2 separate regions of the Homo sapiens genome follow, and region 2 is linked to region 1. The links are chromatin loops, found by intact Hi-C in ENCODE. Cell type or tissue: mammary epithelial cell. All regions are shown on one strand. Each heading gives the region's core, and the rest is flanking DNA. Links, peaks and the distances in the headings are about the cores only.

Region 1 (16,483 bases), core at 5,448-13,447:
CAAGGGGCCCTGTATTTTCATCTTCACCGGTCCTTGCAGATGATGCAGCTGGTCCTGCCTCAGTAACTTGTTTGAGAAAAACACATTCCATGAACAATACAATAATATGTCATACAATGTAATAATTTTTTTAAAACACAGAAAGAAAATGGCAACAAGTATATAGCAAGCACCATGTTATGAATCCCAGAGGAAGATGTATCTATCTGTGCTTGTGGGAGGTCAAATGTTTTAATTTAGGATGTGTTATTTTAGTGAGAATTTTAGTAGAAATTTATACTTTATAACTGTTTCCATCTTGCCAAGACAATGCAAAGTTGTATTAGTTTGTACTGATTAGGTTAATCCAGCAAAGCCTATAACAGGAAAAGACAGAGATTATGATTTGTTGACTAACTTGACTTCTAATTTGTCACAAACTCTTCTTACTTCCCATCACCTGTCCCATAGACCAAGCTTTTGTATTGGGTAGTGGGGAAAGAATATGATGCAAAGAAGTGTGTGTGTGTGTGTGTGTGTGTGTGTGTGTAAATGTGCACACAAGTAATTCAACTGGGGACATGCAGACATTTGTTCATTAATTGTTTTGCTTTGAGTTGTCAGTGGATTGAGTTGGTAATAAAATAAGCCTATTTTAATTGCCTCAGGTGACTGGATTATTGATGGGGAAGTGCTAGGGGTTAAAAAAAAAAGGTTGAGATTTGGTGCTGGTAGAGATCCATACTTGGCGACAGAACTTTAGGACAGGTAGGGATGAAGATAATGAGAAACTAAAAATAAAATTACTATATATGCTGTAATACAGTAATCCATATTTTGTATTCTAGTAAGTTTCTTTGGTAAGTTAACAACAATGGCCCTCTGTCTTTTCATCAAGTGGATGGATTTTTTAAAGGAAATAATAAAAATGTCAAAGTTGAGCTTTGGAATACCGAAAGTTTCCATTCTTCTCTAAGATGCTTTTTGAAGATGCAGGCATATATATCATCTTTAAAGAATGTTTTAGTGTATTACGCAGGCAATTCTCAAAAATCTTTTATCATAGGAGTTTCCTTTTCATTTTGCCCAATATCACCCAATGATCCCTTTTTAAAAGTTCAGTCTCCTTGTTCTTTATTCCTTCCAAAAAAGAAAAAAAAAAAGAAAGAAAGAAAGAAAAGGAAAGAAAAAGGGGGAAAAAAAGCAGCAAACCCAAAAGGAAGGACTTCTATGACACTTACGAAGGAAGAGTAACATTGCCTTTTATTTTGTTTTCAACTATTTTAAGAAGATCGAGTTTTCACCTTAGCTGTTGTCTACACATCTAGAATTATGTTTGATAAAATAAGGGTAGATTGGATTCTGAAAGAACGGCTAGCTGAGAAGGAAAGGCAGAGCCTTCCTTGGTAATAATTCAATATAATAAAAATGGTGAAGGAGATATTTCAAACCTAGAGACTTAGACAGGAGAAAAGAGATAAAGTCAGACACATTGAACTATTCAGTTTGCCTAACACACATTGAGGTATTCAGTTTAGGCATCATCAAATGCTAAATCAATATTTGCAGGTCCAAGTTAAGTGAGGTGTTTGCAGAGATAAAGTTTTGAGGAGAGAAATATATTGAAAAAAAATTTCTAAACATTCAACATAGATAAATCCTACAGAACATTGTTATCTAACACCAGAGCATGTCTGCAAGGGTAAATTGTTGGAAAATAAAGTAACATGAATAACTCTTACAGTTTTGCATATCAGAAAGATGACTGATTAAAGTATGTGTTTATTTGAATAGGCCAGGAGCATCTGTCTCAGTTTCATAGATAAGCGTGTGCATGTTTGTGGTTTTTTTAGAACCATAGATAAGTGTGTACATGTTTGTGGTTTTTTTAGAACCAAGATGCCCAGAGGGTGGAGCACACAGCTGTGGCTCTGCTACCTTCATCATTGTCACCATCACCGTGATAGATAAACAGGCACTGTACATTCTGGGATGCTGAGCCCCACAAGTGGGAACCTAATAATCAGCTGCCTGAATGTTTACAATTTTTTCAGATGACTGAGGTCACCCTCTCCAGCCTCAATGCCAACCAAGAAATGAACATTCTTTACCACATTCCTTATCTCCAAAATCTTCATGAGGTGGTTGTTTCTTCTCATTACTCCCTGTCTCTGCTGTGAATCTTGGCTTGTGTGACTGCTGTTCTCTCCCTTCTTCACACCAGTTTGCTTCCTTCTGGACGCTCACTGCCTTGATTATTTCAACTCTCCAAAGTGCCAATGACACAAGCCTGGGTGTGTAGCAGACTTTTACTTTGAGGATAATTGCTTTGGATTGAATGTTTCTATCTCCCCCAAACTTATATATTGAAAACCCTAATCTCCAATGTGATGGTTTTTGAAAGTGGGGCCTTTGGGAGGTAATAGGTCATGAAGGTGGGGCTCTCATGCTGGGGTTAGTAGTGTCCTTATAAGAAGAGACAGGAGAGAGCTCACTTCTTCTCTGCTTGTAAGCACCAAGGAAAGACCACTTGAAGACATAACCAGGAAAAAGGCCTTCACCAAAATCCCAACCATCTGGCACCCTAATTTGTACTTTCAGCCTCCAGAACCATGAGAAATAAGTTGTTGTTTGAGCCACCAACTCATTTGAGCCACTGTGGTAATTGGTTACAGCAGCCCAAACTGAGACAGTAATGGAGAGATTACAGGGTGTCACTGAAGAGACAAAATGCGAAATAGAATGTTAATCACCATGCTCTAACATTCATTAACAATTTTCTGTCCTCCCACATTTTTGCCATCTATATGCCCTCCTTAAGTTTTGCCTTGCCTTCATCTTCTTGTCCCTGGTCCCAGTCTACCTGCTAGACTCCAGCCCCAAAATTCTCATTAATTTTTTATGCAATGTAATTTTGCTTTCTGTACCCTACTCTTAACCAGGCATATTGTTGAGCATGTTTTAAGATAAAAGACTTTTTAATGTGGGTGACTACCATTTTACAGCAAAAAATGTTTAAGAATATTTGCTAACCTAAAACAAAACATATGCCAAAAAACTAGCAGAAGTTCTGAAATTTTATTTTTTTCTCTTAACATGATCAAAACCTTAGACAAGATTCCATATCCATTGTTAGAGCATAAGACACAGAGTATTTTTTCTTCCTCTAGAAGCAGAAATTAAACACAAATGATCCTTGTAGTCTTAATGATCACACATTCAAACAAATGTAAATTGGGTAAATAAGAAAATCTATTATATAAAAACTTGAAGCAACTGTATATGTCAGACTTTGTTCTTGAGACTTTCACATGCATTATCTCCTTAATTTTTACAGCAACCTAGTAGTTAGCTTTTAGTCATCTAGGTTTGCATATTGCTAAGGTATCAGGTGGAGTTCAGTTAGAAATATTGATTAATGGGTCACTACATTTCAGGTTTATACTTGGTTTATCAACTTAATAACCTATAGAATTGTATATACTCTGAAATGATCAGGATTTCAGCAATGGTCTCACACTACCTAAATTCACACAAGACCGATATAAAGTCATGTGCCACATGACCTTTTGGTCAATGACAGGGCACATATACGAAGGTGGTCCTACAAGATTATAATGAAGCTGAAAAATTCCTATCACCCAGTGATGTCCTAGCCATTTTTCTAATGTCGTAGTGCAATGCATTACCCACGTGTTTGTGATGATGCTGGTGTAAACAAACCTACTGTGCTGCCCGTCCTATAAAACTATAACACATACAGTAATGTACAGTACATAATACTTGATAATGATAATAACTATATTACTGGTTTATGTATTTACTAAACTATGTTTTTTTTTTTTTTTTGAGACAGAATCTGGCTCTGTCACCCAGACTGCAGTGCAGTGGCACAATCTCAGCTCACTGCAACCTCTGCCTCCCAGGTTCAAGCGATTCTCCTGCCTCAGCCTCCCGAGTAGCTGGAGTTACAGGCATAAACCACCATGCCTGGCTAATTTTTGTATTTTTAGTAGAGATGGGGTTTCACCACTTTTGGCCAGGCTGGTCTTGAAGTCCTGACCTCAGGTGATTCGCCTGCCTAGGCCTCCCAAAGTGAGGGGGTTATAGGCGGGATCCACCATGCCCAGCCTAAACTATGCTTTTGATTGTTATTTTAGAGTGTACTTTGTCTACTTATTGAAAAAAGAAAAAAAAGTGAACTGTAAAACAGCCTCAAGCAGGTCCTTCAGGAGGTATCCAGAAGAAGGCATTGTCATAGGAGATGACAGCTCCATGCGTGTTATTGCTCCTGAAGACCTTCCAGGAGTAGGTAAGATATGGAGGTGGAAGACAGGCATATTGATGACCCTGAACCTGTGTAGGCCTCAGCTAATGTATGTGCTTGTGTCTTAGTTTTTAACAAAAAAGTTTAAAAAGTTAAAAACAACAACAACAACAACAACAACAAAAAAAAAACTAGAACAAAGCTTATAGAGTAAGGATATAAAGAAAAAATATTTTTGTACAGCTGTGCAACGTGATTTTTAAGCCAAGTATTACTACAAAAGAGTCAAAAAAATTAAAAACTAAAAAGCTTATAAAGTAAAAAAGTTATAATAAGCTAAAAACTTATTATTAAAGAAAGATTTTGGGGGGTAAATTCGAAATTTGTGTAAATACACTCTATGATGTACACACAATCACGAAATCACCTAACACATTTCTCACAATGTATCCCCTTTGTGAAGGGACAAATGAATTCAGAATGCCAACATTTTAATTCATAATATGACACATCAATTATCATCGGTGTACTTGGGAGTTATGGCCTCTCTCCTGGAATCAAGGTATTTGGGAGTCAGACTATTAATCGGAAAGTTTGAGAGTCAAACCATTAGTCACAAATAGGTAACTGGAAAATAGAAAATAGGAAGTGGTGTTTGGAGATATTCTACTTAAGTTCAGAAAGCTTTGATGAACTATTACTAACCCAGTGTCTCTTCCAAAAAGACATTTTTTCTTTAATTCAGGCCGCCCTCTTTTCCTTGAAATGCATTTTCTTAAGATCAGTTAATATTACTTATTAATATATAAATTAATATATGGGACTGAGAAAGAGTCAATTCCTTAGGCTTCCAGGGTTACCCCCAAATACTGGTTTATACACATCACAGAGGAAATGAAAGGCTCAGATTAAATGACCCAAAGAGTGTCACATAGTTAGCAGGTGCCATAGCTGAGCTCTGCCCTCAGGTTTTCTTTAAACTTAGCGCTTGTGGCTTTTACTAGTCATTGAGAGAGAGCTGCTGTTTAGAGGCTACAGCATCAAGAGCTATTCTAGGGGATAAATGAAGTCAACATGTGTGATGAAATTATTAACATGTACTTAGGACACATATCATTGCCGAATGTGTATGTGCAGTCTGTGCCCTGCTCCCACTCTTGTCAGCGGGAAAGATTGTTGTCCTTTGCATCAGTTTCTGGGCTCCCCTTTGGATCAGAGAACCTTAGTAACAGTCAAGGCAGAGGAAAAAATGAAAGAAAACCAAGTGGCTGAGTTGATTTACACAACAGCTGAGGGAGAGTGTAGAGGGGAAGGAAGAGAGCAAAAGCTTTATGGGGTTGGTGTCAGGGAGAACATATTTTGCTGCAAAGAGGAAAGTGAAGAGAAGAATAAACGACTATAGAGAAGCTTGGATGAGAGAGAATTGTAAAGTAGAAGACTAGGAGTTGAAAAATTATTGCTTTGAGTTGTGAGTTAAATTCTCTTTGCATAACACAAGCAAATAATAGAATTATTTTTCATTACTCATGGTTATTTTACAGGACTGTTTCTTTGAGTGAGACTCCTTGGCAAGGCTTGTTCATGTGGAGTCTCAGGGTTTATTTACATCCTGGCTGGAGGAAAGACACATCATTCCTCAAGACTGATTCATTTGAAGTAGAGGTCGGGCTGGCTTTATGGGGCTTGTGGCCAGCAGGACTGTGCAAGGCCCATGCTCAGAAGGACCTCATGTTTTTCTATTGCAGTCCTGAAATTCTTAATAATCTTATTCCTGAATTTGCGTTGTATAGGTGAAATATGATGGGACATGGAGTGGGGGTGGGAGAATGGGGGAGGCTTGGGCTGGACATACAGGAGGACAGGGTGGGAGGCTGGTGGCAACTGGAGGCAGCTCCGGTGGCAGCCTTTCCAGCACTGGTGAACCTCATGCATTCAGCCTATTGCCTACCCTGATCTAGGGACTGAGCGATTCTGGGTGGAAAGGTTTAAAGATTCTTGGACTCACCTGTCTGCCCTGAGCTGGGCCAGTGGGAAGGGGAGATGCCTAACTCGACTTCTCCAAGGGTGGCTGGTGGGACCTGAGATAGCACACTACATGCCCCATGTCTCTGGACTGGGTCCCCAGCCAGGGCTTTGTAGTGAGGGGTGGAAGTAGGGTGGAGGACGTCTACTCTCTCTGGCAAGTATACCTGTGGCTTGGACTGCTCCAGGGATTGGTTCTGTGTTTTGGGGAGTTCTCTCTTCTTGCTTCCAACCTTCCTGAGTTTGATATGCATTTTCCCTTTCTGGTCAGCTCAGAGGGCCTGCAGGGTTGAGCCAGTAAATATGAACTGGGAAATTTTGGAGATCTCCTACCAGTTAAATGCTCTTATATTTACATTTAAAATTGGCATGGCACAATATGAAGGTGAACGGTAAAATTTATGTTATTAACTTAAAATTTTAATTTTTCTTGACTTAGGATGGCATTAGATAGCAAATAAAAAACATGACAGAGAGGGATCACTAGAAGAAAGGAAAAAGCTTGATATTTTAGTACTTTTAATGGCAACTTTTTCCTGTTTTTTGACCAAGGCGCCTTGGGTTTTCATTTTTCACTGGGACCAACAGATTATGTAGCCAGTCTTAAGCAGGGAAATTTATAAGACATAATTGCCAGAAGTCTGGAGAGAGCTGGCTGAAATGGTTTCAGATTTAAGATGGAAATAGAGTCAATGCACCTTGCTACTGGAAATGGTAGGACTCTTTTGGATGGATAAAATGCTGCAGAGCATAGGACCCTGTCAGATTCTGTAGTAGGGCAGATATTAGCTCAAATTCTGACTTTCCACAGTTTATTAATAAAACTTAATATTTCCTGGCAAATGAACTATTCCATCAACTGTGCCATGGGGTGTTGCTTGAATATAGGAGCCATACGAGTATGCTGGTACTCACTGAATTTTCCCAACACCATTACTTCTTTTCCCACGGTTACACAGAATCACTGGCTCTAATTAGGATGGTGTTTGTGGGATTGTCTGCCGAAACTTGTGTTCCACCTTCCGTAATGTAGCATTGTCACTGAAAAGTGACAGCACAGCTAGGAACTACATCTCTCTGTCCCCTTTGCAGCTAGGTGGGATAATATAATCTGCTGTAATTGAGTAAACATAAGGTGTGCCATTTCTATGAAAGGTTTTTTACTAAGTGATTGTCCTTTTTCTTTTGTGGATCAGGTGCAGAGGAATCCAAGGTGTAGGGAATGAAAGAGCCACAAGATGTAAGAAACCTCAGTTCCTCAATGTAGACATGGAAGAAAGCTTCCGGGAGCAGGCTCACTGGATTTGGTCACATAATGATCACAGAATAAACTCTTGTGGTAAGCCTCTGAATTTGGGATGTTTTGTTAAAACAACTAGATGACCCTAACAGTTTTCACCAAGGTCAGTAATCGACTGATTTAAGTGTTTCAAAAAATCTTTAAACAAATTCAATTGTTGCTTTTAATTTTATAGATAAGGAAATCAAAGTCTTGGAAACTCAATTACTTTCTCAGATAAATGCAAACAGCTGGTAGCAGAGCCAAAGACAGATACCTGGGCTCGTGTCTTCTATTCCAGCTCACTTTCTTCTTTGTTGATGATAAATTTTAAAGGACAAACTTGCTGTGAATATTTATTTATGCCATGCTTTTGGAAGTACTGTTAGGCAGAGAACTACAAAAACATTTCATTCTTAAAAATCCTAATAGAACTAAGCTGGTCAATATATATTTTTTCATGATGTTATATTGAGTGTTAATGTTAATTACGTTAGTCACAAATTAACCCTTTTCTTTTAAATGTAACTTTAAAGGTTTATGAAATTCTAATCCTTTGTTAGACATATTTAATTGTTAGGCATATTTAATTTTAAATGGAAATCAGAAGAGAGATTGTTTCACTTGCCAGCAATTTTCTTTATAGCAAACTTTCTTAGAATATATTTAGTAAATTCTCCTGAACGAAAAAAATGTTAGTTATGAATGCTATAGTTTAATATTGAATAGAATTTTTGGAGAATGTCAGGAAATTTCTATGAACTCCATCACCAAAGACCATGCTTCTTTAAAGAAAGGAATTAGATCAAGGAAGAAGGAAAAAAAGCATAAGAAAAAGAATGTGAAAACGGTGAAAACAGTCTTGTCCTTCTGGACTTTTGCTAGAAATTGTGATCAAATAATAAGTTTGTAGAAAGAGGATGTAATAATATATGCTAGTACATGTATAGAAAAAATATTTTGCTTGGGAAATGGTGATATGCAGTGAATATTGAGAGTGGTTCTCTTTTTGGAGGAAGGATTAGGAGGTTTTCATCTTCTATATTAAGTATTTCTATAAGAACAGAACCTTGAAAGTTCATAATTGCTTCTATAAACACACAAAATTTAATTTAGGCATACAGACCTGAACTATACCACACATCATGTCAGTTCTGCAAGGTGTTGAAAGAATTCTGAAACTCTCTTTCATCCCATAGCCAAGGAAACGATAAGGCAAAGTTTTAAGGTATAAATGTGTCCATGGGAGAGAATTTAAAAAGTAGTCACATATGGAAGCTTCTGGAAAAACGAAACAAAAAAACATTTTTTAGGATCTCATTTGTGATACAGGCATATCGTCATCCCTTTTATTCAAATCTTTTCTGGCTATTCAGACTTCCTCATAACTATTTTTACAGTGAACACTGGTTTCACTACAGTTTTGGAGTGTGGGTGGAAACGGAGACAGAAAGGAGGAGCATTAATAGTGAGAAAAATTATTCCCCAAAGCAGGGTATCGTCTGTAGAAGAATTTCAGGAGCGTCTCTCTAAGGCACTCCTATTCTTAATTTTGGTTGAAACCGTGCACACCTTTTGTTGTACTGGGTCTAGTAATACACACCTTCTTCCTTTCCAACCAGCCATATGAACTTATCTACATTACAAGCTTCTGCCAGAGGCCAGGAAAAAGATGTGTACGGTAATTCCAAACACAGTCAGGAAAGGAAGTGGCTCAGTGGTTTTCTTAAAAGTCAGTGACACCTATCAAATGGCATTAGAAATATTTAGTAAGGACTATTCACAATTGCTTCAAATTGACAGGATAGTGCCTGCCTCAAATGAGATTGCACATTACTGGATGATTTTTTAAACATTCATCTGCAGTCATGCGGTCAGCAAGATAGTTTCAACTGCCCAGAAAAAAACAGATGTTAAGTGGTGATTGTGCTTTGAAATAGAAATGAAGTCAAGGATCTCCTATTGCTTTTGAGCAAGTCAAGCTGTCTAAAAAGCAAAACAATTTAAATGAAAAACATTCTTTTTATGCTGTGGGTTTTTTCCTCATAACTTACACTGTTTTCTGTGCATGCAGTGCTATCTATCTTATGTAATTAGGAGAAAATCTTAAAAGCAAACATTGTACACAGAATTGCTAATAAGATCACTTGTATGATGTTGGGCTCCAACCATTTTGTTATATTATATTGGAAGTAAACTATTGATTATAAAAATAACTATAGTCAGGCACAATGGTGTAAACCTGTAGGCCCAGCTTCTTGGGAGGCCAAAGCAGGAAGATCCCTTGAGCCCAGGAGTTCAAGCCCAGTTTAGGCAACATAGCAAGACTCTGTTCCCCCGAAAAAAAAAAACCTGTTTTTAGTTTTAATGTTGCTTCTGATCAATGTTGATTATAAAAAGAAAACTGTGTACTGTTAGGCAAGCATAAAGTTATCACCTGTTCAATTTATTCATTAAACAACCATAGATGTGCCATTATACATGAAACATTTCTGGCTCCATATTTTAAAAACAGTCTTTTTAAAATTTATAAAAAGACAGTGAGAACACATGGACACAAGGAGGGGAACAACACACACTGGGGCCTGTCGTGGGATTGGGGGGCGAGCCAAGGGAGAGCATCAGGACAAATAGCTAATGCATGCAGGGCTTAAAACCTAGATGATGGGTTGATAGGTGTAGCAAACATGTAAACCTATGTAACAAACCTACATGTTCTGCACATGTATCCTGGAACTTAAAGTAAAAAAAAATATTAATTAAAAGAAAATGTTGGATTTTTGAAATAGTACTGCCCTTTTAAATTTCATCAATAATGCCTATGTGCTAAATTGAGACATGCTCAGTCGCACTAGGAAGCATTTTGCTGTGAAAGCATTTATTTTTTTCCCATTGTGCTGCATTCTTTTAATAACTCTTAGGGTATAAGACTCCAAAAAGCAGGTTGCTCTTGTAACCTGTCCCCTTCAGTATTTCAATCTAACAGCTTCAAGTGTCTTCATTCACTCTCTCTATGTATAGAAATCACCATCAGGCTTTCCTAAATGAGAGCAGAAGTTTCACTCAGCATTCTTTTCCTAGATGGGGGTTATGATGACATTTCCTTATTGTTTAAGGGCAGCCCAAACTCATGATTAATTTGAAAACTAATTACCAAGAATGTAGGACTAATGTCTTGCTCTAGCACTGACTATCCAAGAGAGTTTGGCCAATTCCTGTATATATGTGCATGTATGTTTGTATGTATGTATGCATACATCTTATATGTGTGTATTTGTATCCTTACAAGAGAAATATAGGTTTACCAAACATACTGATTTTAAAGGACTAGTTAATTTTTAAGTATTAATTAATATATTCGCCACAAATATACACTCTCTGAGATGTAATTTAGTCCAATATTGTTTGGACTAAATTAAATAGCACTGACAGCCAAAATCTTGCTTACCAAGTCTGAGGCTGTTGCTCAGATGTTTCAAACAATATTGCATATTTTAAAAAATGAATTAGGACACTTCCTTAGAGAATGTATTAATAAGACTTTCTAAAATTTGAAAACCCAAAACTTAAAATAATCAGCTGAGCTTTTCCAAATTCCAGGATGTTTTTTGGCATTATGCAGCTAAAATGCCTACCTAGATGTTTTTGTAGAGAACCCGTCATCCTATTGTTTGAAGTCAGGTAGGTATGGTCTATGTCAACTATGAAAATAAGCACTGGAGGGGCCAGAACTTTGTCCAAAGCTCATAAGTGATCATTGTGTGCTCAAAGGAATCAGGCGATGTGCTTAACGGAAATCAGATGCCATGCCTTAGAGACATGAATTAGACTCTCTTCATCTCCAAAACATGGGAGTTTATGTTTGGAGAAAGCACAAACTACTGTTACCCAAAATAGTAGTGTTTTCTTGAATTAGATTCCATTAAAAGGCAAATATATGATGACATGTATTACCTTTTTCTAGCACAGCCTTCCCCTCTTTCTGTCTCTCCATCATCAGATTTCACTATTTTTGCTTCGTTCAGTCTTCCAGATTTGGACAACTAAACATGGTCTGTTTCTTCAAGGCCCAACTCTAGACCCTTTCAAAGAACGTTAAGTGGATTATCTTATCCATATTATTATATTACCTCTTCAGTTAAGGTGGCTGTAGTTTTACTGATGATCCTTTCTATGTCAGCTTCCAGGGAGGTTAAGTTGTAGAACTCAAAAAATACAAAATTTATAGTCAAAATATTTGGGTAGATTTCTGATTTTTCTACCTCACCCTAGGATTCAACCTTTTATTTAGTGTTCTCATCTATAAAGCAGAAACACTTATAATTCCCACAAAAATAGTGGATGCATTTTTGAGTTATCTGCTTAACTTATTACATCTCCCTTGTTCTGGAGTTGCCCCCTCGCCCACAGGTGAGCCATGGCAGCCATTTTTGTGGTAGATGGCTCCGCCCTGCTGGCCAAAGACAATAGAACTAGGAAAAGATAACTTTTCAAATTGGGGTGATCAGAGCTACATTCTCCTGGTAATTTGGAATTGAAACTGAGTAACGATAATTCAGCTGGGCTGGTCACTTGATGACAGGAGAAGTAAATTAGGAAGGTTTGATGGCAAATTTGGGTACAATGAATCAGGTGCACATAGAAAAGTAGAACAAAAAACAAAAATACTGACCTTGGTACTTCCTGGCCTTCCAGGTCCCTGTTCCAGCCTTTTTGGAGGCCAGTTGCCTTTGGGTTTCATGAGATGCTGATGTTGATGATAATGAAATGTCCTCTTTTTCTTAAAGTTTGACATAGGTTTCTGTTATTTGCAACTAAAATGCTTGACTAAAGCGTCATAGATGTGCTGTGAGGATCAATTCGTGTAATATTCGAGATACTTTGAAAATAATATAGAACTATGTAAATATTACCTATGGTTATTATTAGAAAATGTCCTAATCTAAGTGGGTAAATGTTCAATAGGACACTGCAGTAGGTACTCGAGGGCTGATCAGATCCTTAGAAGCTCTTTAGTGTGTCATGGAGATAAGTGTTACTCTATTACCTTAGGTCATTGTTGTTGTTAATCTAGTAATAAAGTGAGGAATGAAATTAAATTTAGCCTAGAGGTGGAGGAAAGTAGCTGTGGAAAAGTGGGGAATGGCCTAATTTAATATTTTTAAGACAAATAATTTGTGTCATCTAAATATTTTTGAAAGTGATTTACAGAAACCCAAATCATAATAACCTAAGAAAATTAGTAGAGATCCTAAATATTCATATATAAAAGTGAATCAATTCACAGAACTGAAATTAGTGGTGCAGAAGTAGAAGCATAACAGTAATTGTTAACACATTCTTTTCATTATGTTGTTTATCTGTGACATATAAATATGTTTTGAGTCAATGGTTTCCAACCTCGGGGCACGGATGCCTGGCCTAAAGTCATGGGAGGACAGAATAGATTTTTTAAAAAAGGATGCTTAAATTTGTGTATACAGGACACATTATCTATGGATGCAATAAATATTTTATATAAAAATAACAAATTTATAAATTATTTGTATGTGTTACATAATTTAATTCTTACGACCAGCCTATATATTATCCTCTTGTTATAAGTAAGGTATTTTGGACCTAGAGTGAATTAATAACTTGTTCAATGTCAGACAGGTAGTTAGTGACAGAACAGATTTTTCGCTCAGTCAACATGACTCCTAAGCTCTTAACCACCATATTACATTGCTTCCAGCATAGATATTATTAGGTTAGACCACATGATATGGTCATTTTTGTAGGTCAAGAACACTCAAATATTAACAATTTCATGATTCTATCTCATTGTGTTTTGACTATTACCTTATTTTAAAACATAATTGAATTTAATGTATTTTAGCAACATGTACTTTCTCACAATGCAGAAATTTAAAATACAGCTACTGTCTTATTGATGGCATTTTAGTCTGGGTTTCCTAAAAATTAGAGCTAGCAACAAAGATGAAGTGTGTCAGCTTTATTGGAAGGTGGAATCCCTCAACAACAATAATAGGGGATAAGGATGAATGAAGCAGGAAGAAAGGAGAGCAAATACTAGATGGTAAATTTCTGAGTTGGCTACAGCCTAAAACACACACACACCTATGCACACACACACACACACACACACACACACACACTCACACGTAGCAGGTTCTTCAGGCATATGGGACATCTTCTTGTACATATTATGCCAGAACAGTCCATCAGGAAAACGAAAGCAAAGGAGTTCATCTGCTGGTTCCTTCCCATTTCCTGGCCCTCGCTGATCAAAATCCACCCTTTCCAAGTTGAGTTATCTGCATTCTATGGGCAAATTTCACTCTCGTCATCTGAGTCTGGAAGTCGTAGAGAAGCCAGAGCCACCCATAAGTTTAGTTTGACTGGATCACATCTGTTCTGGGCTCTGACACAGCAGGTTTGCTGAAGGTAGTGCTAAAGCCCAGTTCTCACCCCAGAAGATCCTGAGACAACCTGCAGCATTTATACATGAGGTCAAGACAGCAACTGCTGGGATACTCCACTGAGCAAGCAGTTGAAGCCCCGGGGTGGGGAGAACCCAGCAAATCTGGTCAAGGTCATAAACTAGACCTGGTACAAGAGAACCTCAATTTTATCTGGAGGTGTGAAGAATTTCTGGTAATTAAAAAAGCTGAAAATCAGGAAAACATGGGCTTTTTCTCCTGCTGATAGGTTGATAATTATTATCCGCTTCTTTTCTTGGGTCAGTCTTATTATCTGTCATTCATAATGAAACCAGGAGGTTCTAATGTCATACTTAGAAATATCTAAGGGGAAAACCCAAAACACTAGCAAACAAAAATAACCTTAGCCTGCAATTCAGGAAAGATTGATTAAGAATCTTATCTAGTACAAAAAAAAAGGAGTAGAATCATTCATTTGAGAAAACAAATGATGCTGTGCCTTTTTTTGGTACTAGACAAGGTTCTTAATGTCCAGGGCTTATCTCCATTTGAGAAAAGATATTTGCCATTTTTAAACCCCTCCAGTGATTTTGCCTTTCTCTTTGTTTGGAAAGGCCACATCTTCCATAACACAGTCCCCCAAACAATGCTGGATGGAATAGATCTGGAGAAGCACTCAGTTCCCTGGATAGTATTTGACCACATTTATATTGCTGTTGGATGAGTCTCACTGCAGTATTGGCCAGAACTGACCTTTCACAGTTAATCCTTTTTGAACAGCCCATGGCTCAAGGTGTTAGGATGTCAGCCAATATGAAAGAAATATGATCCTAGAACACAGTGTATTGTTAATTTTTTTTCTCTCTTTAGGTAGGTTTTTCAGAGGAGCCTAGGGATGAGAAAGTTGAATAGGAGAGGAGGAGACAAAGAGAAGGTGAATAAAAGGCATTTTCCATAATTGCTCATTCTGAGGTTGCCATAGTGATCAGCCAACATGATGGCTGCCAATGGCCTGGTCCTGACTACCCAACCCAACAATATTAGAACAGTCCCTGCAGGTGGAGAACAAATGACAAGATGATGTGTTTTGTCTGTCCGGGTAAGGAGCTTGCATGTAAATTCAACAGAGCTACTCACTTTCAGAAACTCTTGCTTATTCTTTTCTTTTGTAAACAAAACTTTTCCCAGCTGAGGCCTGCCACAGAACACAATCATGATGAAAAATGTTTCCATACCTGGAGGCGAGGGGCACTTGGAAACCTCATTTACTTGGCATCTGCCTTTCAAAACTTGACCAGGTTTCCTAATTTTAAGACTGTCTATTAACTTTAATTGTAATTCACTGTGGAGCTGGCTATAATTCAATATCTAAAAGGGGCAAAATTCAATAACTAGAAGGTCAAAATACAATTACATAAGGAATGGGCAAGTTTGATCAGTTTGGAATTGGCTGAAAATTTTTATCCTATTCTTTCATGGCCCTAGATTAGGATATTTCTTAAAGTTTAAAGCAGTATATTTTTTGAGAAGCAATAGGGAGGAAAATGAAATTAATTTCAAATATTTTCTGAAGTGATATGACAAGGTACAGCATGATTTTTTTAAGTCTATAATAAATACTTGGACAATATATTTTCCTTTCTGTAATTTTCCCCTCAGAATTACACTGCCTTTTTAGTTCTTCTGTGCCCATTCATTTTGAAATATTAAGAACATGGAAGCAGTAAAAATGTACACAGTTTGAAGAAAAAGACTGAAACATCTCACCACAGTTTATCCAGTAGCTCCTGACAAAAACTTAAGTCCTAGAAACATCCTGGGTCAAAGACCTAGAGTTTTTCTAGAAACCACTAAACCCTTGGAATCATTTCATTCAATTCATTTCTTTTTAACCCTTGGTGCCTGGCCAGTGATGGGCAATCTGAAAGACAAGAGAAGGTATCCAGTTCTGTCATGGACCTTGAGTCAAGCAATATACAGGAGACCATTAGTGACCCTTCAACAGCACATTGTTCCGCTCTTCCACCTCTACAAAGCAATTTGCACTTTCCCAGGACTCACTTTATTACAACCCTCTGACACACTTGGCTTAAGCATTATTTTCCCCAAAGTTCTGGCACATCCACTGCCAAAATGAGTCATGAAAATAAGAACAGAAAATTCAAGTACAGTGTGGGTGTGTGCAAGTGTGTGTGTGTAAGCACATGTACATATGCATATATACATATATATACACATATATTCAATGTCTATACATTTTTTCCCTTTCAGTCATCTACTTTGTGCCAGATATTATGCTAGGTGCCGGGAGTGCAGTGCTGAGCATTGATAGAATAAATAATAAAAGAAATGTATATATATTAAATTCACGATAACATACAACTTTTTGTCTCTGACAAAAATTGCAATTATTTAAAATTGTAATTTTAAAAAATCAAAATGGACAGTCATATACAACTGACAAGAATATAAAATTGTATAAACTTCTTGAAA
Region 2 (16,483 bases), core at 4,957-12,956, 88 kb before region 1:
TTGCTGGCTTGTCTCTACTCTTCTGGCATGATTCTCAGTTGAGGTGCAAACCTTATGGTATGTATTCCAATGCCAGAAGCCTCTTGATGAGTTACTCCGTCAGGCAGTTTCTTGGACAATAGCCAGTGACTGGGCTTTCATACTTTCCTCATCTCTGGACTACAATATCGGGAGGCAGCCTGATATGTGGGAAAACAAGGTGGCCTAGTGAAAATAACATAGGCATTGCATCCACAGACAGGTCCTTCTGCCAATTACTGTATGATTTGAGACAAGTCTCTTTCCTCTGCTGGGCCAACTTCCCATGGCTGTCAAGTAAAGTTATGCTGACCTACTGTATTAGTCCATTTTCATGCTGCTTATAAAGACATACTCAAGACTGGGAAGAAAAAGAGGTTTAATTGGACCTACAGTTTCACATGGCTGGGGAAGCCTCAGTATCATGGTGGGAAGTGAAAGGCACTTATTACCTGGTGGTGACAAGAGAAAATGAGGAAGATGAAAAAGCAGAAATCCCTGATAAAACCATCAGATCTCATGAGACTTATTCACTATCAGGAGAACAGTATGGGGGAACTGCCCCCATGATTCAAATTATCTCCCACCAGGTCCCTCCCACAATACGTGAGAATTATGGGAGTACAATTCAAAATGAGATTTGGGTGGGGACATAGAGCCAAACCATATCACTGGGCAAGATTGTAACAAGGATTATATGCAAAATTAAACAAGATAATGTCTATGAATCCTGCCCTAAGATGTGTCCATACTGGCCTTTCTAACATGTCAGTCAAGTGGTTGAGATTGGTTCCCCAAAGGCTGGTGGAGGACAGAATTCCCCTGAAAGGAAATTTGTAATTTTTGGAGCAAGAAGCCAAGCCAAGCCCAGCCCATTAGGGAAAATCTTTATCCCTATGCAAACCCAGGGGCCAGAGAGGGGTGTTTGGGAACTAGTGTGGATGAGGTTCCAGAAAGATGGCTGCAAACAACCTCAGGGCATCTACAGCCTGCCTCTGTCTGTCACTGGGTCCTGGATGTGTGGGTGTGTCTGCCTGGTGTAGAAAGCTAGAGGCAAGGCAGATGTAGATTTGCCAAGTGTGTACAGGATGCTCTAAGCAGAAAATCAACAAACTTTCTTTTGGACCTGATATCAAATGTTGGAAAATCCTTTTTCTCTCTGTTGTTGGGGTAGGGAAGAAGCTATATATCTTGCAGAAGGGCACATTACTGGAAGGTAGGAGTATGTTCTGAGAGTCAAGGAGGTTAAATAGGCTTTATCTTCAGGTGGAGCAGAGTTGGTCCTTGGATAGTAGGGAAGTATGCCAACCTGCAAAGAACTTGACCCAGGGGCTTTGGGTGGAGGCTTGGGTGTCAAAGATTAATAGGAATCTATGTAAGATTGAGATACCTGCAAATGGATTGTGAGATAGAGATAATGTGTAGACAGGAGATTTATTAGGAGTGTTCTCAGGAACATTATCTGTAAAGGAATAGAGGAAGCAGGATTGGGAAGAGGAAGGAGATGAATTGCAGTACAGTAGCAACAAAGGCCTCAGTCAATCCAACTAGTGCTGTGCAGCTGGAAGTGCCCTTCAAGAAAGGAGACCCTGCTTTGAGCAGCCATTGGACACAAGCTGTCTGAGAAGGGGGTATAAACTTGAGTGAGGCAGCTTTCTTTGGCTGAGTTCAATTCTGAAAGAAGGGCACAGCTCTCAGCCATTCACAGCCAGCATTCCCTATAGTTAGAAGAATAAGTTGTTCTTGAGGTGGAGATCTGGTTGGTCCATCACAGCATCCACTACAAAACCTAACTCTTGCCCCCTGTTAACCAGTATGTCCCAATATGAGGGCTGCATAACTACTCTTAGCCCAGCCTGTCTTAAGGCATGAAAATTATTGTGCAACTGTTGACAAAAAATGCTCACAATATTTTTTGTGTGCAAGTTTTTGAGTACTTGACCTGTCTGTCAGTAACTAGAGTCTCTTACTGTTTCAGGTAGAGATTCTGCTCCAGCCCTAGTTCCCAGGCACCCTACCCCTCTCCGATCAAAAGGAAAAGCAAGAACTCTACAATAGGTGTGCCGCACCAAGAGTTGTTTCCACACCCATAGCTTTCACGTAGAGGCACATGTCCATAGATCTTAGTCAAAAAGAGTGGAGATATTCAACACTGCCCTCCCTATAATTAGAGAAAATGTATCACTACTTCTTGGTGGATCCCATGTCTTATTAAAGTGAAAATCTTTGACCCTTTATGTAATCTTAAACCACATTTGCAAGATGATCAAAATTTTATTGCATCATCTTATAAGTTGTATATGAAAAGCCTCAGCTCAAATTATTTCCCTCTCTTCCAACTGTCACAATAATAATCAGTCAATGAAAACATGTAAGACAATAGGCTTCTAAGGCTGGTGTTAATGGTGATTTTGATTTTAGGACCTGAGATATAAACACATAATGAATGACTACTATATTAACTACTTTCCATGTATTCTTTTTCTTTTAATCCAGGCATCATCTCTATCAGTTGACACAATGATACCCCAATTTCACACATGATGATACTGAGATGTAGAGATGAGGTGGTTTGCCCAAATGCATGCAGCTGGTAAGTGGCAGAGCTGTGGCTGGAAACCAGGTAGAACTTACCTTCTACAGTACCCTGATGACCACCAACCAATCCCTATTTTGCGTGGTGCTAAAAAGCAGTACATGAGTAAATATCCTGAGATCTAGAAAATAGAATGTTATTAAACTTAAAAATAAGGAAATAAACTAAAGTTTTTTGTTAAAGTGTGTAGCATTAGTATTCAAAGATCATTTAGACATCAGCCACTGCATTTCCAGCAGAATTTGCTATCATGGGTAACTGTTTTCAATGCTGACACTCCATCTGAGACAGATCAGACAGAGCCCTAAAAGTAATAACCTTTAAATTGAGAATGTTTACTCTAAAAGTTCCTAACACAACCCAAAGCCAGAAAAGTTCACAGCTCTACATTAAAATGTTAGAAAAAGATCACATTGCAGCAGCTGCTTATGTGGATTACCTAGTCTAGCCATTCTGCTAAGGCTTAAAAAAACCTGTCTGAGTTGTAGGAAGAAAAAAAAGAAAACAAGCCTCAAATTATCAAGTTGGTGCTTGTTGATAGAGCTGTGATTTCCCATTTGTTGCCCCAGAAGACCCAGGTGTATCTGAAAGTCAAGATTTTTTTTCAAACTCCGAGGCTGAGGAAGGATTTCTTTAGTGTACTTTCCACCAATGCCCTGTAGCTTCCCTTGAAATTCATGGAATGCTTTGCAGCTGAACCAAAGCACATTAAGAAATCTGTGTCTTCTCATAGCCATTTTATACAACTTCTCTCAATACTTTACAAAGAAATAAAACCAATGTACTCTGCCTTTAACCTTTGTCTTACTATGTAAAGACTAGTGACACTATTAAGTGTGTCCACGTGTGTATGTACACTTGCTCTTGAGTCTTTTGAAATTTAATGTACTTTAATGTTGATTAAGGTTTTGATCCTTAAAACTCCAAGTGTGGATCTCTAAGGCATGATATAATCTCAATTTTACACAGCTTTGGACAAGGAAGAAGCTCTCACAAAGAAATTAGAAACTTTAGTGGGGCTTTCAGCTATCAAATTGGATACCTCTTCCTGGGCTCCTAATGTTCCTTTTTTCTCCATAGTGCTACTTTCAATAGCAACTGTTTCTTGCCTTTCCTCATTTTTGTGGTTATTTTTTGGGTTAATCATAGTAAGAAAAGAGATGAAAGTAGATCCTACAATAGAATATTTCTTTGTGTGGGTGATATTAAAGAGCTGATTTCTGATACCACAAATTTAGTTCCAATATAATCATCTAGACTCAGAGATGAAAACAATACTCTTTTCTGGGTCAGAGGTTTGTTGAGAGGGGAGAGAGTGTTAGAGAGTGAGGGTTCTGGCTCACGCTACAAGTTTTTTACCACAAGGAACAAAATTGTCTATCTAGTTTAAGGATGTTTATGAAAAGTCATGAATTACCTGTAAAGTATCTGTGAACCTGAAAGAGAGAGATCGTGTTTCTCATCTCCTTGCTTGTAATTCAGAGTATTCAGTCGTCTGTTGTGAAATGTTTTCTGAACTTGAAATCTCAGGATTCCTCATGCATAGAAAGAAGTGGCATAAAAATATACACACCTGATGTCACTTTAAGAATGGCCAGTGACATTTATGGTGTTGTTCTTGGAAGATAAACAAACTAAAAAGAATCAGCTTGGAAGATCTCTTGGTTTACTCTTTGCATAGCTTATTGGTCAAGATTTTGTTTGGCTGCATGTCATCTACACTTGAACTACAGTGGCTAACCAAACAGGTTGAATTTTCAGCCTTAGCCGGGAGTATGGAGGTAAGGATCCAGTGTCACTATTCAATAACATCATCAAAGAACCAGGACCCTTCTTTTATCTTGTTCTGTCATCTTTAATATATGGCTTTCATTCTCATGGGTTTAAGCTCTACTTCTAGGCATCATGTCCAAATTTCAGGCGAAGGACAAAAAGCAATAAACAAAAGGCACATATTAGATTACTCTGTCTCTTTTTAGTAATGATAATAATAATTTAAAAGCTTTCTAGAATCTTACCTGAGAGGGTTGCTTTTATACTTCTTTGGCCATAACTTGGTCACATGACCATACACACCTACCTGCAAGGAAGCTGGGGTAGGTATTTTAAAGTAGTGTTATAGTCACTCTAAATTTTGATTTTTGTTAGTAATGAAAAAGTAGAGAATAGTGATTGGATGGAAAGCCAAAAACAGATATGATTAATGCCAAAAAGAAGGAAGGAACATACCTTTTTTTTCCCCTTAAAAATGTTATACTTGATGTGTTATATAAGTTAAAGTGTTCCATCTTCCATGAAGTTTTTCTTTATCCTCACTGTTTAGTCTGTATTCTTGCAGCACGTTGTCCTTTACTTTAAATAGTATCATGGATCACACTGTACTCCAGTTAGTTGTTTACATGCCTGTTTTCCTTAGAGAGTCAACTCCTTGAGGATAGAGACCTAGTTTAATTTGCTTCTGTAATCTCATCACTTACCCCCATGTCTGGCAATCTTGTGAGAACAAAAAAGCCAATTGAATAAATAAGGACAAAGTAAGGTATGGGTAGCTCATGATCCCTAGGAAATGAATGGGCTCTGAGAATCTGGGGTCCATCTACTTGCCTCTTCCCCAGACTTCCTTGAATCCAGTCTTTCATTCTTTTTCCTCCTAAACCCTTGACCATTCTGAACCCCCTTCTCTCACCTGAACATCTCACCCCAAGATTCTGCACATACACTTACCTTGGGTCAGTTTTTTTCCTACACAAGTGGATGATCATCACTGCCTGAAATTCTGTCCTTTGGAAGGATAACCCCTCACCTTGAGTTGGGTTATAACATAGTAATAAGCCAGTTTTGGCTTGTACCACATATCAAGATGACTCATCGGTAAATAAAGTTCTGGTTTTTTTTTTTGTTTTTTTTTTTTGTTTTTTGCTCCTCCAAAATCTGGTAAAAGAGGTTCCCACCTGCAATGGGGCCAAGGTGTGAGCTGAGGAAGAGGCATGGGGGCAGCAGCTGTGGACACATGGAGTCTGGCTGTTTGCTCAAGCAGCTTGTTTGTACTTTCTGGCCCTGATTGTGCCTGATCTCTAGTGTTCCACTTCTGTCGTATGCTTTTCATTTGGTTCGTCTGAAAGAACAATGGCTTGCAGGCCAAATATGGATTATTTTTGTGAATAAAGTTTTATTGTAAGGTAGCCACATCCTTTGTAATAATAATTCAAGTAATTATTGTCTACTGCAGCTTTGACACTCCAACAGCAGAGGTGAGCAGTTGTGATAGCAATCCTAGGGCTCCCAAAGCCTAAAATATTTACCATCTGGCCTTTTACAAAGTAAGTTGGCTGGCCCTGGCTGAGGGAAACCTGGGATTTCAAGATTTTGGGCTGAATTAACTCATATATCCCCTTCCCAATTTTCAGAGTTCCACTCTTTCCTGATCAGAACCTTGACCTTGGCCCAGTAGACCTCTGAGGCTGGGAATTCAGCTTTCTCTGGAAAGCTTTCTCAGTCATTAGGTACTTGGCTTAATCCTAGCTTTTTCTACCCTATGGCTACAGGAGATGAGAATCTCTTTATTAAATGACAAAAAAATTCTGTCTTTTACATTTTTACATTGGTAACTAATCACCTTCAGCCTTTCATTGTCTTTCTCCAATGCACAGATGCATTGACATATTGATGCATTGATGGCCCTCAGGAACAGCCATCCAATTTCATAGTCTTTATAATTATTCTTTTTCATGAACATCTCAAATATTTGAGACATTTTAGCTGCCATTGCATTTCCTTCTCTCAATATCCCAATCCAGTTCACCACTCAAGGCTGGTTTCCAGGATTTACCTGGAGCTGCAGAGAGCCCATGCTTAGTTTAATGTTGTGCAGTTACCATCTTGAAATTTTTAATACTTTTATCTTTGAACTGTGTCTTGTAAGTAAAGTCTGATGGGACAATGGAGATATGCATGAATGGTGTGAAGAGATACTTGAATATGCATGCCCATCATTCTTTGCCATTCCATAAGCATAAAGAGTTTGTGATGTTCATAAATGAGAATTCTCCCAGCATACATAGGAGTTCAAGGAGTTGCAAAGCAAGTAAAATATAAGCATTTAAGTTTGCAACTGATAGGCCATAATTGCCATTTGAACCCAAATTGCTTCAAATGCAGAAAGAGGCAATGACAAAAACCTGAAAGACCAATGAATGCTACTATATATAATTTTGTACTTGTGTTATTTCCTTGTATTAGCCAACCACTTACTGCAAATGATAACAGAAGAAAAGAGAAAGATAGGACACAGATTTTCTTTCTAGTCCTTCCTTACTCATCACTAAGCCAAAGAAAGATGGTGTTGTAGAAGTGTGTGCATTAAGAAGTCAAATGAAAACAGTTGAGTTAGCTGTGTACAGTGTTTCCATTGTTCTGCTAAGAACGAAATGCATGTGCATGCATAAGCTAGGAAATATGATGCAGCCATAAAAAAGAACAAAAACATGTCCTTTGCAGCAATATAGATGCAGCTGGAAGCCCTTATCCTAAGTAAACTAACTCAGAACACCAAATATTGAATATTCTCTCTTACCAGTGGGAGCTAAGTCTTGAATTTCCATGGACATAAAGATGGGAACAATAGACAGGGGATTCCAAAAGGAGGGAGGGTGCAGGGGCTGAAAAATTTCCTATTGGTACTATGTTCACTATCTGAGTCACTACACAGGATGAATAGAAGCCCAAACCTCAATACCATGCAATAAGCCCTTGTAACCGCCTGCACAAGTACCCCCAAATCTAAAATAAAAATGGAAATTGAAAGAAAAAAAGGAAATACGAGTTGTGTAATTTCAGTGTGTTCTAGTCCATTTGGGCTGCTGTGGCAAAATACCATAGACTGTGTGTTTTGTAAATAACAGAACTTTATTTCTCACAGTTCTGGAGTCTGGGAAGTCTAAGGTCAAGATGCTATCAGATTCAGTGTTTGGGGAGGGCCCACTTTCTGGTCCATAGATGGTGCCTTCTCCCTGTGTCTTTATATAGTAGAAGGTACAAGGGGTTTTTCTTGGGCATCTTTCACTACTGTGAAGTTTTGCATAAATGGCAATCAGTATACTACTTACCACTGGTCTTCGTTACTGGCCAATTGGTGAGAGATCCAGCTTTGTAATCTCATTTTAGCCTCTAGGTCCCAGGAAAACAAATGGAAACTATCTTAGATTTGGTTACCCAGGGGGAAAGCTCTAAGAAGGAAATGTGCTCATAGGTGCACCTGGGTACGATCTTGCAGTTGTCTATGAAAGCCAAGGGAAGCATGAGGTCAGAAGGAGAAGTTGCACTGTAATGTGGGACAGGACTTTTGAATGATCGTATGTGGAGCTCTAGAGCTGGGATGGTCTTCAGAATTGTGCCAGTTGAGTCAAGGGAACAAGCCTACCCTCACTTTGATTAGTCATGGCTCGCAGGCTGTTCCCAGAGAGCAGATCATAACCTTTGGTAAGGTATTCTCCTTCAGCTGAGGACAATTCCTGGAGAAAGACTTAGTTGGCAGCAGTGACAACTAATACTTGCAGGAACTGGGGAATGAGGGCCTCTGTCCTGCAGGGGTCAAGGCAGTACAGCATCCACTGAACAAGGTCCACACAACAGCCAGAAACAGGTAGGCATCAACAGACTCCACAAGAACCAAAAGATTTCCTTTCAATCTTACAGTTTTTTAAAAATTCAGACAAAGTAGAGCAGAAAAGAAAAATGCTGCCATTACATACACCACACAAAAACTTCAGTGGTTTAACTGCTGTTATTACATTAGAGTCAGGCAAAATCAATTTTATTTAGTACAACACAACTACTACTCTTTTCCTTTAAAAAATTCACCCTCTTTTTTTTGTTCCAGGGGATCAGTCTCAAAGCCTGTTCCATGTACAGTCTTCACATCTGAAGAAATGTGGAAGCTAGCATACTTCTTTCTAAAAAATGTTAACCTTGTGGCTTTATTACAAGAGGAAATGAGTCAAACCTATCAACTTCATGATACTACAGTTAGGTGCCGTAATCCAAAAGTTACAAAACAGCCTGCAGGACATAATGCAGTTTTAGAGTGAAAAACTTAAAAATGCTTCCCTTATGATTGATGAGTTACAAATGGGATGGGCTGAGATAGCATGTGAACTTGTGCATGTGTGTGGGTATGTTAGTTGGGGGTAGAGTTGGGTTGAGGTTGGGGGGTGGTGGCGGCGCACCTTGCAAGTTTAAACTGGGCAAGCTCAAAGGAATCATGCTTGGCTTAGGTCCCATGGTACAAGTTTGTACTGGGCCATGAAAGACGATGCTTGGTCCTATGTGTGACACCTGGCATATAGGCTGAAAGAAAGGTGTGCCTTGTCAGGGATTTTCCCAGATGCTTTCTGGATTTCTTCACCATTATCAGCAGCTCCTTTTAAACACACAAAGCATGTGTACCATGCATTGCCAGGGCACTGTTCTGGGAGTAGCCTGCTAATTGTTCTTTCTCATTGGTATAATCCTGGTTGAAGGGAGAAATCGGCAAGAAATCAGGTTTTTCTCTCCACCCATCTCCACCCAATCAAGGACTCTATATTTTTGGTTTGAAAGAAAGTATCAGATGGTTTGGTCTTTGGACAGAGTACCCAAGATTATGGTGAGAGGAAGGCTCTATCTCTGTCCATATTGCCTAGGATAGTAGAGTCAGATGAAGAGTTCAAACTTACAAGGACATTGAAGAAAACTCAAAGCCCCAGCCTCAAATACAAGAGAGAGGCTGGACTACTCAGGTCTCTCTTTACCTTACTACTCCTACTCCAGCTTGGGATAGGGTTGGGGAGGGAGCTGCTGGAGAATGTTATTTAACCACTAGTTATAATCTTGTTAAAGGAACAGAATATCACTCGTTTTGGACCTCAGGCTGGCTGGTTTCATATAGTTAAGCACAGCATGAATTGGCATTAAATAAACTCAGAATGGAGGAAACATGTTTCACAAGGCAGGGAGAGATGTGGGTACATTACTGTTGGCGTTTTAAAAGACTAAACTTGGACTAAAGTCTTCTCATCGTGAGCAGAGCAGATTGTCACCAGGCCATCCCCAGCAAGACAGCACCACAGAAATTCACCCCCAGCTTCCCAATGCCTACATCTTCATTGCCACAGAAACAAAATCCTGACTCAAGAGATTAAAAATTTTTGTAAAAGCCTCATTGACAAGGCATTCAGCCACTGTGCTTTTACCTCATCAGATACCATCCCCTCTCACTTTCTAGTTTTTCCAGCACCTAGGAAACATAAAATTGTCATGGTATTCAAGATACTTTCTCTGCTCATAAAACAATAATCACATTGTAAACCCAAGAGTGCTGCAATAGAAGTCTTTCTGGTCCTTTATTAATGCTGCTGGTATTTGTCTAGCCTTTAAAAAGCTTTTGGCTCAACATCCTACTCATATTTTTGGGCTATGACTTGCTAGAGTTGTCAGGACAAGTAAAACATTTCCCTTTCAGCGTTCATTACAAGAAAAAAAATTCTATTGTATTTCTTAAAAGTGACTTGTGACTCATCTCCTTTTTTGGGATAGAGTTATAGCTTAAGGTTGTGCCGGTGGTGTACTTCCCTGTGGTGATAAGTAAAGCAAATGTTCGGAGGTGAGAGATACTGAATTTGGATATGAGTTTTATTTGTTCATTTGCCACACCTACAGGATGCTACAGAACTCTGCAGGAACATTTTAATGAATAAATCTTATGGGTTTTTAGTATAACTCTATAATTTAAGATTGACCTCTGAATTCCAGCTGAAATTTATATTGAGAGAAAGGAACAAAGTGCCCCATTAGTGCAGACTTATTTTGACAAACGTATTTTTATTTATTGTTTGAAAAATGAAAATAGCTTTATTGCTTCCTTATAGTTAGTAAGTAAATGTTTGACTTTAAAAAATTATTATAAGCAGGAAAAGAACCCAGTTATACATGCTATTGCAAATATTTCAGAAAAGACAGTGACACATAAGGAAGGAAACATAAATTATTTATAATTTTACCAACCAGTGATAATCAGCTTTAAGTGATAATCAGCACTGATTATAGGCTACATTGGTTTATAGCCTAACAGTCTATTTTTCTATGTATGCACACAGGTAGATTATATTTTGCCAAAATGAAATTGTACCATACGTGTTGGTTGGTGGCTTTAAAAAAAGATTCATCAATAGATGAACTGTATCATTCCTCACCTTTTTTAGTAAACAGAAAGAGTTGTAAATTGTATGACTCTTTAGACTGCTTGCTATGGCAGAAGTGGAAACATTTTCAGAACAAATGAATTGTGCATCATTTTGTTAGCAAATCGTTGGAAAGACTAGATAGGTCAGAGAAAGCGCAACTATTTCGCTTTGAACTTCTTGCACGATTATATTGAAGGAAATTCTCTGGGGACAAAAATTTTTTGACTGTCATAGAGCCAAACAAAATGGCTAAAAGTTGTTGAAAGCCCTCTCAGAATATCATGGTGCTGTGCATTCCCTGGGCCATCTTGGAAAAGAAGGAATATATTCTTTCATCAACATTAGCATGGAGCTTCTGTCAGAAGAGGCTGTGCAGCACATCTGTGAACCATTTCTTTGGACTACTAAAAGTATAACTCTAACTCCATGATATTATTTGCTCCCAGAACTTTTTCTTTCATTTTTTTTGTAGTTGTCTATAGAACCAAAAAAGAATAAAACCAAGAATAGGGGTGGAAAGGTTATAAATACATTATGTTTGAAAGTGTTTGGCTTACATAGATGAGGTCAAAGTTCTTTTTAGCCAAAAGTTTGTCTTTTTCATTTGTTTGCATCCCATATTTGTGTAAACAAAAGGAAATTACTTGATGAAACTAGAATCCAGTGAAAAAGTTACCTGTTTGGGGTTTTGTAAACAAAGAAGCAAACAAACAAACAAAGACACAGTAGGCCAAATTTGTCAGGTACTGTTGAAGGTAGAAAATCTACAGTGGTTGAAATTTGGCTGTTTCCTGAACCTGAACTTGGTTATTAAGTGAGTATCTGGACTGAGTCACGAGGTGAATGCTAAATAGAACCTATAGGATGTGACTTCTGCTGTCTGCCTGCACATGCCCACACAGCCTTCCAAGTTGATCCAAAGGGGATGCCTCTTTGCTTTGTCATAGTCACCTCCCATATTTCTGAAATGAAGCTTACAACCCAGAGAGGATAAAACTCCTGGGAAAATAGTTGAAAGACTTTGAAATTACCAGAAGTCTTGGCTTATGCTATCACATGACTCTGAAAGCCTTTTGCTGATAGAATCACAGGGCTGAAAATGATAGAAAGAGGTCATTTAGTTCATTTATCTGCCCAAGGCAGAAACATAAATGTACCACTGGTGGCTTTGCTTCTTGTTAAAATGCTGTTTCTTCAAACAAGAAAACATCTTCTTTTTCTAGTAATTACTAAGTTATATTTACTTTGGATAAAGTCTCAATGACTTTATCTCACTGTTTGTTGTAGAGCAAAAACAAGATAATGGATACTGAGTGATTAGGTTTCACATAAAATTAATTTGTGACACTGATGAAATTAAATAGTACAAATGATCTAATAGGATAATAACAAGGTAGGGAACTTGTAAGTATACACACATATTTGTCTATCAGCAATAGCATCTAATTACAGACATATTTTCAAAAATCAGTTTCCCAAAAATTAAGGTTTCAGCTTTTGGAAAATGTGCATGGAAACTTCCTTGAGCATTTTGCTCTACATTCAACTATAATAACAATCACCTTTTACATTTTTCCCATTCATAAAAACAACTAATTCCAGAAGAAATAAATGAAATTGATAGGGTTTTTTTTTTGAGGCTTTCCTAAGTTGAATTCATACCATTAAAAAATCTTTCATGTTTAAATTCTATTTCTCTCTTCAAAATATATCTTGAACAAAAGTTTCATGCAAACCAGTGCCAGATTTTCTGGTCACTTTAGATCAAGCTAAACTCGCATGCAGACACTACCCACAAGAAGATTACAGCTGGATTTGGGAATTAAGGCATAGATATATAAAGAATTAAATAGCAAACTGAAAGTTTACACAAAACTATTGCAGATTTCCAGATGGGCAGGAAAGGCAGTTGCCTAAGGTCAAAGGTGGCAGAAGATCAATCATGTTGTCTCTATTATGTAAGAGCAAGAATAGATGATTTTCAAGAGCTCCTTTAGGTTATGACTCCATGATACTCACTCATTCACAATCGGTGTGACTTGGCAAGACTGGACTCAAGGAAGTTGTGTTTCTTTCCTTGATAATACAGAAAAATAAGAAAAAAAGAAAGGGCTCCTTTATATTGTGTATTATTTACTGGATCCTATGGGGGAAATAGACAGGTAAAGATATAAACAGTACAGAATTTGCCTTAATGCTGTGCCTGTACACACGGACAAACAATGAAGCTCATAACCAGAAAAATAGCCATTAGGCTTTCAACCTCTTTGGTGGTAGCCATCTTGGACACTCCTTGTTTCTTTTCCCTTTGCTTTCATTCTGTTTTCTCACTGCTCACTACATTCCTCTTGCTCTAATGTTCTTGTCCTTTTCTCCTATTTCTGGCCATGTTCTTGCTCATGGCCAGAAATAGGAGAAGCTAGTGGCAACCTTGGCTTTCTAAGTGTTAACCCTGGGCAGCCTCAAGGGTACATCTGGTATTGGCTTTTGGCTTTCTGGACACTGAACTCTCTGTGTTGCCATATAGTCTTCCCCAGTGTCAGCACTCGGTGGCAGTACTTGGACTCTATCTTGAACGATTAACTCAACCCACATGAGATAAAATAGAAGAGCATTCCAAACCAAGGCAATAGTGTATTCAAACTGTATGAAACCATGAAAGAAATTGGCATATTTATTATATTGTGATAATATATTCAGATGTTAAACAATCTTCAGACGGACCTCTGTTGTTCCATTTACAATTCGTTGGGTTGGATCTTGGCAGAACCCATAAACAGGGATGCTACAGTTGCTCTACTGCCTAGGTATCTATAGGCTGAGCATTAGACCTACTATTTTAGGACAAGTTCATCTTTGTCACCATTGGCACTTTGAACAAGATTGCTCTCTTAAAAATCCTCAAAATCTACTCTAGATCACCTATAATCATTTGAGGTGTTTTATGGTTCACCTGCCACCTTTACCACATCTTCTAAAAGCAATGACTTCAATTTTCACCTTACATCAAGAAGGTCATTTTGAAAGAACTTCAGGTTTACATGTGTTGCTTCATTTCTATCCTTTAATTGTAAATCATTGCCAAATTTTCTGGTCACATGGAATTACCTTGGACAGAACTAAACTCACATGCAGATACTACCTTCAAGAACATTACAGTCATATTTGGTAGATATTCCTTTAGCAAAAAATGTCTCCCAATACTTGAAGCCTACTTCCCAAGCTATTGGAGTGTCTCAGGGCAAATCTACAGCAATTTATTCCATGCCTGGTCTTCAAACAATACTTTTTCTTGCAATAATAGTGCACCCTACTCCCAGTTGCCAAGCCCAGTTGTTGGGTGATCCCTGAATGCCTAACACTCATTAGAAAAACATTAACAGACCCTTCAAACCATGTTGTGTTCTTTAAAGAAGAGGCAAAAGACCACAACCAAAAGGAAGTACATGGCAGGGAAGTTAAGTGTCCGTATCTGAAAAGAAACTTCAAATCCTAGAGCAAGAAATGATTGAACACGCTAGGAATATTATGACTACCGAAGAAAAGAGAATGAATATAATTGTCTTCATATATTTGAAAGTTGTCATCTGAATGAGAGATTAGACTCATCCTGTATGTTTTCAATGGACAGAATTAGAACCAACATTGAAGACGTAAGGTAAAAGATTTTGGTTCAGTATGAGCAAGAAATGTCTGATAAATAGAATTGTCCAAAGATTAAGCAAAGAAATTTGAGAGCTCTCCATCACTGAAATTATAGTAAAGGCTGTATTCAAGCATAGGAATGTGAAAGGAGTTGGGGAATGTGTCTTTTTTTTCAAGAGCATGTGATTACTCCATAAAAATTTGACATAGATGTAGGCTTCATTTTCTCATTTACTTATTAAATCTTTGAGTGCTTACTATACCGCTGGCCTAGTGTGAGCTTCTAGGAATACAAAAGTGCATGAGTCACAGCCCTGCCTTCAAAATACTTTCAATCTAGTGAGAAAAGTACATGATAATTCAGACAGAAAGGCAAACAAGCAAGGCAGCACCATCACACTGTAACATGTTTAATTATCTATCTTCCCCACTGGAATCTAAGCTTCTCAAGGGCACATATACTGTGTATTTTGCTTGCCATTTTTTCTCCAGCACTCAGTCTGTGCCTGGCAGATAGTAAACAAAGTTTTATTGACTGAATTTATTGAATAATGTGGGAATCTATTCTGAATGTGATTAGTATAGTGGAATACTAAGGAAGGAATGTTCAATGTTATCTGACCAGAGGGAAGTGTTCAGAGAGAGGATGTGATTCTATGTCTTTAACCTCAGAGGAGGAGTCTGATCTGACATAGAAGAGGAGTTCACAATCAAGAAGAAAGGGCATTTAAGCTTGTTTGAAGGCAAAGACATGAAACAGCACTGTATATGCTGAGATGGACATGAAACAGCGTTGTACATGCTGAGATAACAAGCAGTTTCGTATGACTGGAACATATGATTTAGGGCAGTGAGTAGTAGGAGACAAGTCTGAAAAGGCTGTAGGAGATTGAATCATGGGTTTTAATGAAGAGAGTAACATGATCAGATTTTCCTTTCAGGAGGAAAACTGGCAGCAATGTGGTGGGGATGGGAGAACTGATTAAGACCAAAGTAGAGATAAGGAATAATAGGAGGATATTGCAGTCATCTGGGCAAGAGTGAGGAATGTCTAGAAGAGAATAGTGGCAGCAAAGGCAAAAGGACAGAGATAAAATTTGAAAGGTATTTAAGGTAAGGAGTTTATGAGACCTTGGTTCTGATGGGATGCAGATGGTGGTGAGGCTGGTAAGGTGGTTATAGTGAGAAGTGAGAGAATGACATCTAAGTTAGAGAGGCATAGCCATATAACAAGGTTTGGAAATATAGGGGGTGGAGGATTTGGGAGCTTGTAGCTTATTCAGCAGAGAGAGCCTAGTAGTGGGCAATTGGTATTATGGTCTGGGCAGAGAATAGAATTATAAATCATCACACATACTAAGGTGAAGTGAGTACAGATGAAGTCACCAAAGACAAGTGTGCACAGTAAGAATCGACACGAGGAAAGCATCTGGGGAACAGAAATAGAGGACTGTTGGGAGTTGATGCTTGGCATTGACTAGGATGTGACACCAACACGAGCCTCAGTTCTAAGCAGGTATATCACCAGAGTTTGGCATTGAAACATGAAATATGGTATGTTCACAAAGAGATGTTTGGTTTTGATCGGTAATATTTATCATTAATAGTACCATCGGTAAGGATGAGACATAACTAAGGAGTGCTGTGAAATGGATAAATGGTAACACTTTTAAAAGACTTTTCATAGAAAACCTCAAACAGCAACATTCCTATATTTACAAAATATCAAGTAGATCCATAATAGAGATAATAAAATATTCAGGGAAAAGTTCAGATGAAGAATATGCTATTATTTTCAAATTCTCACATTCTGACTTTAGTATATTTTAACGTATTTTCTTTTGTTAGGCAGTCCTTTCTCCAAAGGGCCATGGGTCCCTAAAATTTATATTCTCTTTCTATATTGGAGCTAATGGCAGTCAGAAGCCTTATTAGCTAAGGCTGATTTATTCAGTCAGTTTGTACAGGCAAGGAGTGGGGTTAAACTTGGGCGTGCCACTAACAT

The links. Peaks named below come from ENCODE experiments on the same cell type or tissue, not always from the same donor. Only the 100,000 strongest peaks of a DNase experiment are listed, where the experiment ranks them.
Region 2: a loop joins it to region 1, with 7 times the contacts of the local background. A loop is called at or near these places in 2 of 110 quality-filtered maps.

What each region holds. Positions count from the first base shown.
Region 1 is chr5:53,239,123-53,255,605 of GRCh38, reverse strand. No RefSeq gene overlaps it. Among named protein-coding and RNA genes, the nearest start is that of MOCS2-DT, 140 kb to the right of the region's middle. In mammary epithelial cell, for the core only: no CTCF peak of the experiment used is centred there; DNase peaks (open chromatin) are centred at 5,865 and 9,305; H3K4me3 peaks cover 241 bases; H3K27ac peaks cover 5,629 bases.
Region 2 is chr5:53,326,961-53,343,443 of GRCh38, reverse strand. No RefSeq gene overlaps it. Among named protein-coding and RNA genes, the nearest start is that of FST, 150 kb to the left of the region's middle. RefSeq lists a cis regulatory region at 6,303 and an enhancer at 6,219-6,388. In mammary epithelial cell, for the core only: a CTCF peak has its summit at 8,193; DNase peaks (open chromatin) are centred at 8,833, 10,023 and 11,753; H3K27ac peaks cover 7,347 bases.